Regions from separate parts of the Mus musculus genome. Here all the other regions are linked to region 1. A link is a loop called in an ENCODE intact Hi-C map of the cell type or tissue named here. Cell type or tissue: left cerebral cortex. All regions are shown on one strand. Region 1 holds the start of Orc4 (origin recognition complex, subunit 4). Region 2 overlaps Mbd5 (methyl-CpG binding domain protein 5). Region 3 holds the start of Epc2 (enhancer of polycomb homolog 2).

The links. A loop is a pair of places that touch in the nucleus more often than their neighbours do. Peaks named below come from ENCODE experiments on the same cell type or tissue, not always from the same donor. Only the 100,000 strongest peaks of a DNase experiment are listed, where the experiment ranks them.
Region 2: it touches region 1 in a loop (3-fold over the local background); 5 of 42 quality-filtered maps call a loop at or near these places.
Region 3: a loop joins it to region 1, with 3 times the contacts of the local background. A loop is called at or near these places in 4 of 42 quality-filtered maps.

Annotation. Positions count from the first base shown.
Region 1 is chr2:48,947,984-48,950,483 of GRCm38, forward strand. It overlaps Orc4 (origin recognition complex, subunit 4), which reads right to left and starts at 1,284. Exons shown (of 14, transcript NM_011958.4): 1 at 1,134-1,284. Mbd5 (methyl-CpG binding domain protein 5) reads left to right here and starts at 1,525. Exons shown (of 17, transcript NM_029924.2): 1 at 1,525-1,566. In left cerebral cortex, no CTCF peak of the experiment used is centred here; DNase peaks (open chromatin) are centred at 1,401, 2,017 and 2,477; H3K4me3 peaks cover 2,429 bases; H3K27ac peaks cover 1,568 bases.
Region 2 is chr2:49,312,080-49,314,579 of GRCm38, forward strand. It overlaps Mbd5 (methyl-CpG binding domain protein 5), which reads left to right. Exons shown (of 17, transcript NM_029924.2): 16 at 1,571-1,646. Among named protein-coding and RNA genes, the nearest start is that of Gm25215, 85 kb to the right of the region's middle. In left cerebral cortex, a CTCF peak has its summit at 1,222 (motif pointing left); DNase peaks (open chromatin) are centred at 790 and 1,216; H3K4me3 peaks cover 568 bases.
Region 3 is chr2:49,450,564-49,453,063 of GRCm38, forward strand. Epc2 (enhancer of polycomb homolog 2) reads left to right here and starts at 923. Exons shown (of 14, transcript NM_172663.4): 1 at 923-1,395. The coding sequence starts at 1,243. In left cerebral cortex, a CTCF peak has its summit at 1,534; DNase peaks (open chromatin) are centred at 542, 920, 1,542 and 2,396; H3K4me3 peaks cover 2,443 bases; H3K27ac peaks cover 1,933 bases.

The DNA.
Region 1 (2,500 bases):
TCTTGATTCATAGTGGTTACAGGTTATGTATGCTACAGTCGTTCTCTACATCTGTGTTTTGTGCAGTTTCCCACACACTTAGGCCATTACACAAAACAGGATTTAAAAGTTTTACCTAGGTCATAATAGTTTTCTATAAGAAGATTGAGACTTGGTTTTCTAATAAAAATTTTAGGGCACTGGAGTTTTGTTTTGAACCCATCTGACATAATTACCTCCCTAGGACGAAGGAAAAAAAAAAAAAAGCACCGTGCAATGGATACATTAAATAGCGTACTGTATAGACTTGCACCAAGAACAATTCGGGAAAATGTGTAACTTTTAACAGACTGAATCCTACTGAGCAGAACTAAAATAGTTAAGACTAAGTAAGAGTAAGTGCGAAGATCTCCGATTTTGAATTTTTTTTAATGTAACTTGGATTATTAAAGACGAGGTAATAGTCCTCCGATGTATCTTGACAAAAACCAGCTAAAAGACTAACGAAGAAAGTTAAAATGAAAAAGAAGCCGTTATTTCACTATAAAAAAAAGAAACACCCAGACAAAAAGCTTTCTCTTTAGCTCCACAAGAAAAGAATATTTCAAGGCTTTTCTTTTTTAGTGACAAAACTCTGTATGAAAGACCAAACAATCCCAAGCATCCTCAAACGGGCAGTCTTTTGTGTTTGCAGCATTAAGGCAGAGAGCATGCAGGGAGCCCTCACTCAGACCTTTCCTGCCCGTTCCTTGCCTACATGCCTACAGCTTCTCCAAAATCCCAAAGAAAACAGAAAAGTCAGGAAGGCAGGATGTGTATGAGCAAGGCTACCGCAGAAGCTGATCAAAAGGCACACATCTGGTTAGGTTTTTCCAAATATGTCGCACGCTCTAAAGCAGGTAGTGCTTCTCTCTCTGCAGAGAACCTGACCTCTCAACACTGCCCAATCATGTTCCTCACCCAAAAGCCTTCTGTAGCCCGTCTCTGCTGAGCTCTGTGCCCGCTTCGTCCACAGCAGCTCCCGGAAGCCGAGAGCCAGGGGCAGGCCTCCTGCTTTAGGCCTACCCGGCCTGCACGAGCCTCCCACTCCCCTCAGATTGTCCACCCGCCCGTAGCCACTGCGGCCCTCACCTTGCCTACGAGACCGGCCTTACCTCTCCCAGTCAAGCCTGCCTAAATCGGGCAAAGCCGGCCGCCGCCGACGGTGAGGACCGAAGGATGTTCACCACCTTCTCAGTCCCGCTGCTCCTACTGCAGCCCACCGCGCACAGCAACTCCCAGCATGCACGGCGACCGGCCGGCTTTGGCGGCCCCGCCCCCGCTCCGCCCCACCACGTGACCTGCTTTCAGGTCGGTCCCCGCCTACTTCCGTCCCTCCGCTCTCCCAGAGGAGGGAGGAGGCAGCTGGGGCTGCTCTAGAGTAGCAACTTCCTCCCTCTTCCCGCCCCCGCCCGGCTACCCCCTGCTTACAATGGCTTCCGGGTCGCCAGCGCCTTGGAGCCTTCTGGGAAAACCATCTCATTTCCTCCCCTCCCCCTCCTCCTTGCCTTCCACCAACCAGCCTCCCGTCAGAACGGGACATGCGCAGTGAGTGCCTCCCGTCTCGTCTCCCCGAGCCCCCCCTCCCCCCCAAGCAGAGAGACCCCAGCAGCAGCAGCAGCTGATGATGAAGAGAGAGGCAGTGGCAGAGGGGGGGCACCTTTTATTTCTATTTTTAAAGGGACAGGACACTAATTTTACCCCACTTCAACCTTGAATTGAGGGGGGTGGGGGGAAGGCGGCCGAGTTCCTCCCCCACCCTCCAGCTCTGAGCCCCGAGTGGGGGAATTGAGCCTGAGAGAGGAGAGGAGTTTCTTCTTCTTAGAAAAACCCCCATCCACGACTCCTACCCGCTCAGCCCTCCACACGCCTGCTTCCAGAGCCCCCTCCACCCTCCTTCTCTGTGGCCGGGAGAGAAGGAGAGAAAGAGACCAAAAGCCTCTTAGCAACACAGACCCTTGGCTGCTGCTGCTGCTACTGCTGCTGCTGCTGCTGCTGTTGCTGTTGCTGCTGCTTGGCCCTGGCTGAAGACATCTCCCTACACCGGGAGCAGCCACTTCCCCAGCTCTCCTCCTCCTCCTTCGCCTCCTCCTCCTCCACTCCCCCCCTTTATTACCCTTTGTGTCATCCTCCACAGCTCCAGGGAAGGCACTCAAAAGTGGGGGGCAGGAAAGGTAAGTGTGTCTGTGGGGGCTCCATTGCCTTCCTCTGGCTCTGACTTTCACTCCGGGGCAGCAGTAGCACCAAACCTCATACGCAGTGGAGCTCCGGGGTGAGGAGGGGGTGGTGCTGGGGGGGGGGGGAGTGAAGGAGGGGCGGGAGTGAGGAGGGGTGTGTGAGGTGGGGTGTCCACCCTGTCAGGGAAGGAAGGACACTTTTATTTTTATTTGCTGTTGTCAAAAGTGCTTTCTCCAGCTAACATCTGATTGTGTCTTGCTTCACTGGGGGAGAATACAAAAACAACCCCCTCCTTCCTCCAATG
Region 2 (2,500 bases), 360 kb after region 1:
TGGTGGTGGTGGTGATGGTGATGATGATACAGGAGCAGGAACAGATGAATTGTGTATCATGACAGCTTTTTATATGTATAAGTACATAAAGCGATTCTGTCCATGGTGTATCATATAAAACATGAGCTAGGGAGACATAGGGGAGTGAGTGTGACTGAGAATAGTGACCACGTAGAAATACTAGATTTATCTTTTTGATTAAAAGAATACTTAATAAGAACATGTCATTTATTAACAACCCATTCTGGAGAGTGGGTATGTTGGGATTACTTTGTTCCCTGAACTTCTCTGCATTTGCAGGGTGGGGAAGATCATTAAGAGCATGCTGGAGGGAATTGTTGGTAGTGTCCTTACAACTGGTTTAAGTTAGTAGGTTGATCTATCCTTCCAATAGAACTGACTTAACTGCACAGTTGTTTTAATAAGATATAGGACCATTTATGTTCACTGTGGACAAATCCACTTAGCAAATATGTGGAGCCTTCATGGTGTGCCTAAAAGTGTAATACTCAAAGATGAACAACTAAGTGTCTGTAAAGCACAGGGAAAACAAAATAGAGGAGTTATCAGGTCGTTTTCTATAGTGGATAAAGCCTTGGGAACACTGTGGTAAGTGGAGAGACTTCACCTGAAGGCATTACACTGAAGTTAACGTGCGTTTTCTCCCACGGCTGCAAATTTCCAACCTCCATGTAGACACCGAGATAGATAGATAGGACTTAACTCTTGGGAAGCCATGGTAACAGATAGCTCACTATAGGAGTTTCCTGACTTCAGGGCTTTCCTGTCAGTTGTCCTGATGGGATGAATGCTAGCAGATTGCCTGCATATTTAGAAGATTGTGGCGTAAGATTTACATATGTACATGAGAAATAAGGTAGGGTAGGCAAAGAATGTATAGCCACAGAGAACTGCCTGACTGTCCTAACCGGCACAACAGCTTCATCGATATCGTTTTTTTAAAAATGGCACATATGGGATGTTACTCATGGAATGCTGATCGGAAAGCAATAGTCAGAAGCTTCTGAGACAGTCCTTGTGTGTCTGTTGAAAGGATCACGTCATTTCGGTTTAAAGGGAACTGTGGCGAAACCAGCCTCCGAGCCTCAGGTGTAACGAGGTAATAAGCTGTTCTTAGCCACGCACCAAAATGTAGCTTTCGTTTTGCTCAATTGTGCTTAGCTGAGATGATCCAGAAAGGGTGGAGGGAGCTCCCTAGTGGCCAGAACTTGCAGTTCAGCCTCGGTGTCCTGGCCACGGCCTGTTTCCTGGTAGGAAGCACAGCTTTGGAGACCACAGAGCTCCTGACCCAGTCCTCTTCATGAAATGCAGAAGAAACACACAGTGGAGGGGACTTCCTGTGCTAACCTTAGCGGCCGTGTTACTTTAATGGTTAGCGTTCAGTGCTGGGAACCCCAGGACGATGCTCTATCGCCTGAACTTCCCAGATGTGAATCTAGATTGACTTTCTCTGGTAGAATTGATATTTTTGTCTTCTGATTAGGGAATTAAATTGAGGCTTTTGTTTCTTTAATTTGTTAATTTGGTATGTTGTTTTCATTGCTTCCAGAAGTGGGAAACTAAATAACCATTTAGAAGCTGCTATTCACGAGGCCATGAGCGAACTGGACAAAATGTCTGGGACTGTAAGTCAATTTATTTTTTTCCATTATTCTAGTTTCTTTGAAAATAAATTGCATTAACACTTTTTTTTTGTTAAAAAAATCTCTTGAACATTGTAAAGCAACTCTCATAGCAATACTAAACTGCCAGGCAAGCAAAAGACTGGCGGCAGAAAAGAATTTAAGGGAAGGGAGCCTGTATTAGCTATGGATTTTTTTTTTCTGAGATAAGTAACTTTTGTTTTCTTAAAAAGGTTCATTAAGTGGCAGCAGCAGTATGGTGAGGTCCCAACCCCAACTTTCTGAGTTTGACTGTGAGTTGCAGTGACCATCACTATAGCCAAAATATTCAGCAATGCAACCTCACTCCATACATTAAAAAAAAAAAAAGTAGGATTAAAAAGATTGGTCAATTTAGAGAGTATATTAACTTCTTATTTTCCTTCTGCTACCTTAAAATTGAGATGATTTGTGCATATTTCTGTTACTAGTAACTGTAAATCTCATGATTAAGGAAGAGATGTGCTTTCTCTTCACACTTTGTTTGACCTATGCATCCATTAGTTTGAGATGAGAGGTATAAAGCTCTCTCTCCATCACATACAGACTCAAACACATAAATATAATGTTAGTAATCTCTTTAAAATAAGCATTATTTCAGGCTGCATAGCAATGACAAGCCATTTACTTAGGCCATCTGAAACTTACAACCCATCCATTGGCTGCTTCATGATGGGTAACAGTTAGGGAGCCTCAAGATGTTGCCATTGGCACAGGTCATAGACATGTGTTAATCTAACCTATGATTGGATTTTGCCAGGAAACCTAAGTTTCCTGGTAAACTTGTAGCCATCAACTACAGTATCCTCTAGAACCAG
Region 3 (2,500 bases), 500 kb after region 1:
GATGTCATGTGGTAATTAACTTTCCATCACTCTTTTGTGTGGTCTGTATCATTTTCTTCAAGAATTTACTTTTTTTTTTTTTTTTTTTTTGGCCCATCATCTTTGCAGCTGCCCTTTCAAGTAGTTACGACTCTTGTTACTAATTATCCAGCAGTTTAGTTGTAACACAGTAACACGCAAACTAATTGGAGTCCGGAACTTTATTAAACTCTTTTTGAGTCGTCACTGTAACCAGTGTTTTCACATACTTTGGTTAGAGATTTCAAGAAATGCCAACCATCAAACTAAGAAAGTTTGGATGACAGGTGCAAGTCCGCTTGTTGCCGCGTCCAGCAACTATTTCAAGTAGCAGTCTCCAACTACTGACCCTCCTGTCTACCCGAGCATCCTCTCGGCGGTGCCTAACTCTGGAGAGCTCCTCTGGACAGGGACTGCCCAAGTTCTCAGGGCGCGAGACGCAGCAGGGCTGTGCCTCTCGGCGTGGGCAGACGCAGCGGACTTGTCGGACCTCCCCGGGGATGCGCAAACCCGAGGCGCGAAACCAGCCAGCAGGCGCCGGGGCGAGCAGAGCTGTCCAAGTGCAGACTCGAGGGGCGGCCGGTGGCCCGGGGGCGGAGGCCTCCTGTCCCCCCGAGGCGAGCGGTCCTAGGCACTGAGCCTTCCCGAGGGAGCCCCGCGCGGAGCGAGTCGGCGGCGGAGGCACCGAGGCGCCCGCTCCGGAGCCGGGGACCGAGCGCACCTGGCACCTGCCGCCCCGCCTGCGTGCCGAGCGTCCCGCCGAGGAGGGCCACCGGGACTCGGCTCGCTCTCGCCGGCTGGGCTGGCCGCGCCTCGCCGCGGAGAGAGTGGGTGGGCAGGCAGGGGAGGGAAAGGAAGGAGGGAGGGAGGGAGGGAGGGAGAGGGCGACGCGCGTCCCCGAGGCGGGGGCGCGCTCTCGCGCGGGCTGCCGGGATCGCTCGCCGCCGCTGTGGTAATGTCCGCCATGTTGGCCATGGCGCAGGGAGCGGATCGGGCGGGCGAGCGGCGGATCTAGAGTGTGGAAGCGGCCGCGGGCGGCGGGGGGCTGTTCTGGGGCGGGGTGGGCGCCCATGCTGGGGCCGGGGGCACTGCGGAGGAGGAGGAGGAGCGGGCCGGCCGCGCTGCACTGAGGAAGGAGGTGGAGGAGGCGGCGGGAGTGCTCCCCCCCCCTCCCCGCCCGCCCCGCCGCCGCCGCCCGGGCTGTTCCTGTAAGGCGGGGAGACAATGAGTAAACTCTCCTTCCGAGCGCGGGCGCTGGACGCCGCCAAACCGCTGCCCATCTACCGCGGCAAGGACATGCCTGATCTCAACGACTGCGTCTCCATCAACCGGGCCGTGCCCCAGATGCCCACCGGGATGGAGAAGGAGGAGGAATCGGTAGGGACTCGAGTGTTTATTACCCCCCCCTTCCCTCCTCCCCCCTCCCCTTTGTCAGCCGGGCCTCGCCATTCACAGAGCGCTTCTACGCTCGCTGGAGGGCGCCGCTGCCGCTGCGCGCTCCGGACCCTACGCCGGCGGAGTAGCGTAAACCCGTCGGCCGGCGCAGCGCCCGCCCGCGGCCGCCATGTTGTTGCGTCCCAGTGTTGTGATTAGCTCTCGGCGCCGCTTACGCTGCCGTAAGGGGGCCCTGCCGTAAGCAGCGGCCGGGAATGGCGCAGGGATGCGCCGGCCCGCACTTGGCGTACAGCCTCTGTTTACCTCGTAGACATCTCGCCGGGAGCGGGGTTAATGGGTCGAGAAAGGGTCCTTGGGCTAAGGCGCTATTTTCGTTGCGTTTTAAAATTTGTGCGTGCACGAAATTGCCTTTGAAACAAACGATCTCGGGAAAGTAGAGCTCTTTCAAAACATGCATCTTCCTGCTAGTGGGGTGATGGGTGATGGTTTGCGCTGCCCGCTAGAGGTGCCGCGGGAGTAGGCGATGCATCCCTGCGGCCGGGCAGCGACCCCCGGTCCGGACTCTGCGTTAGCGAGTCCTCTGATCTGCACGCCGGCTTCGCCTGCCGGGCTGGCCCCTCCTCGGTTGTGCGGAATTAGGACGGAGCCCGAATGCTTGAAACTGGCCTCCAGGCCCGCGCTTCCCGTGCAGCGAGCGTCCGGGGAAGTTGCATGCGGGATGGCTGTTTACAACTTGAGGGCTCAGAGCGTCCGCATTGACAGTTGCGTTTTTGACCAGATGTTAAAATTTGGACAAAATGCTGTTTCCTTCTTCCCGGGGGTTAAGTTATACCCAAGACTGAATTTCCTCCGATTTGACAGTGTTTACGACTCTGGAGTGTTGTTACTTGTGTGCGGAGTTCATAGTAACTGCACCCTGAAGAATTTCTTCAATGAACCTTCAGTCCCGCCTTATTGTCAACCACGGGTGTGTGTGGATTGGCTCCCTAGCTTCTGTTACTGTCAAAAGAAAGCTGGAGGTTTCTGTGATTGGCTTTCTCTTTTGACTATTAATATTGCAGGAAATGCCTTTAAGCATTTGATTGGC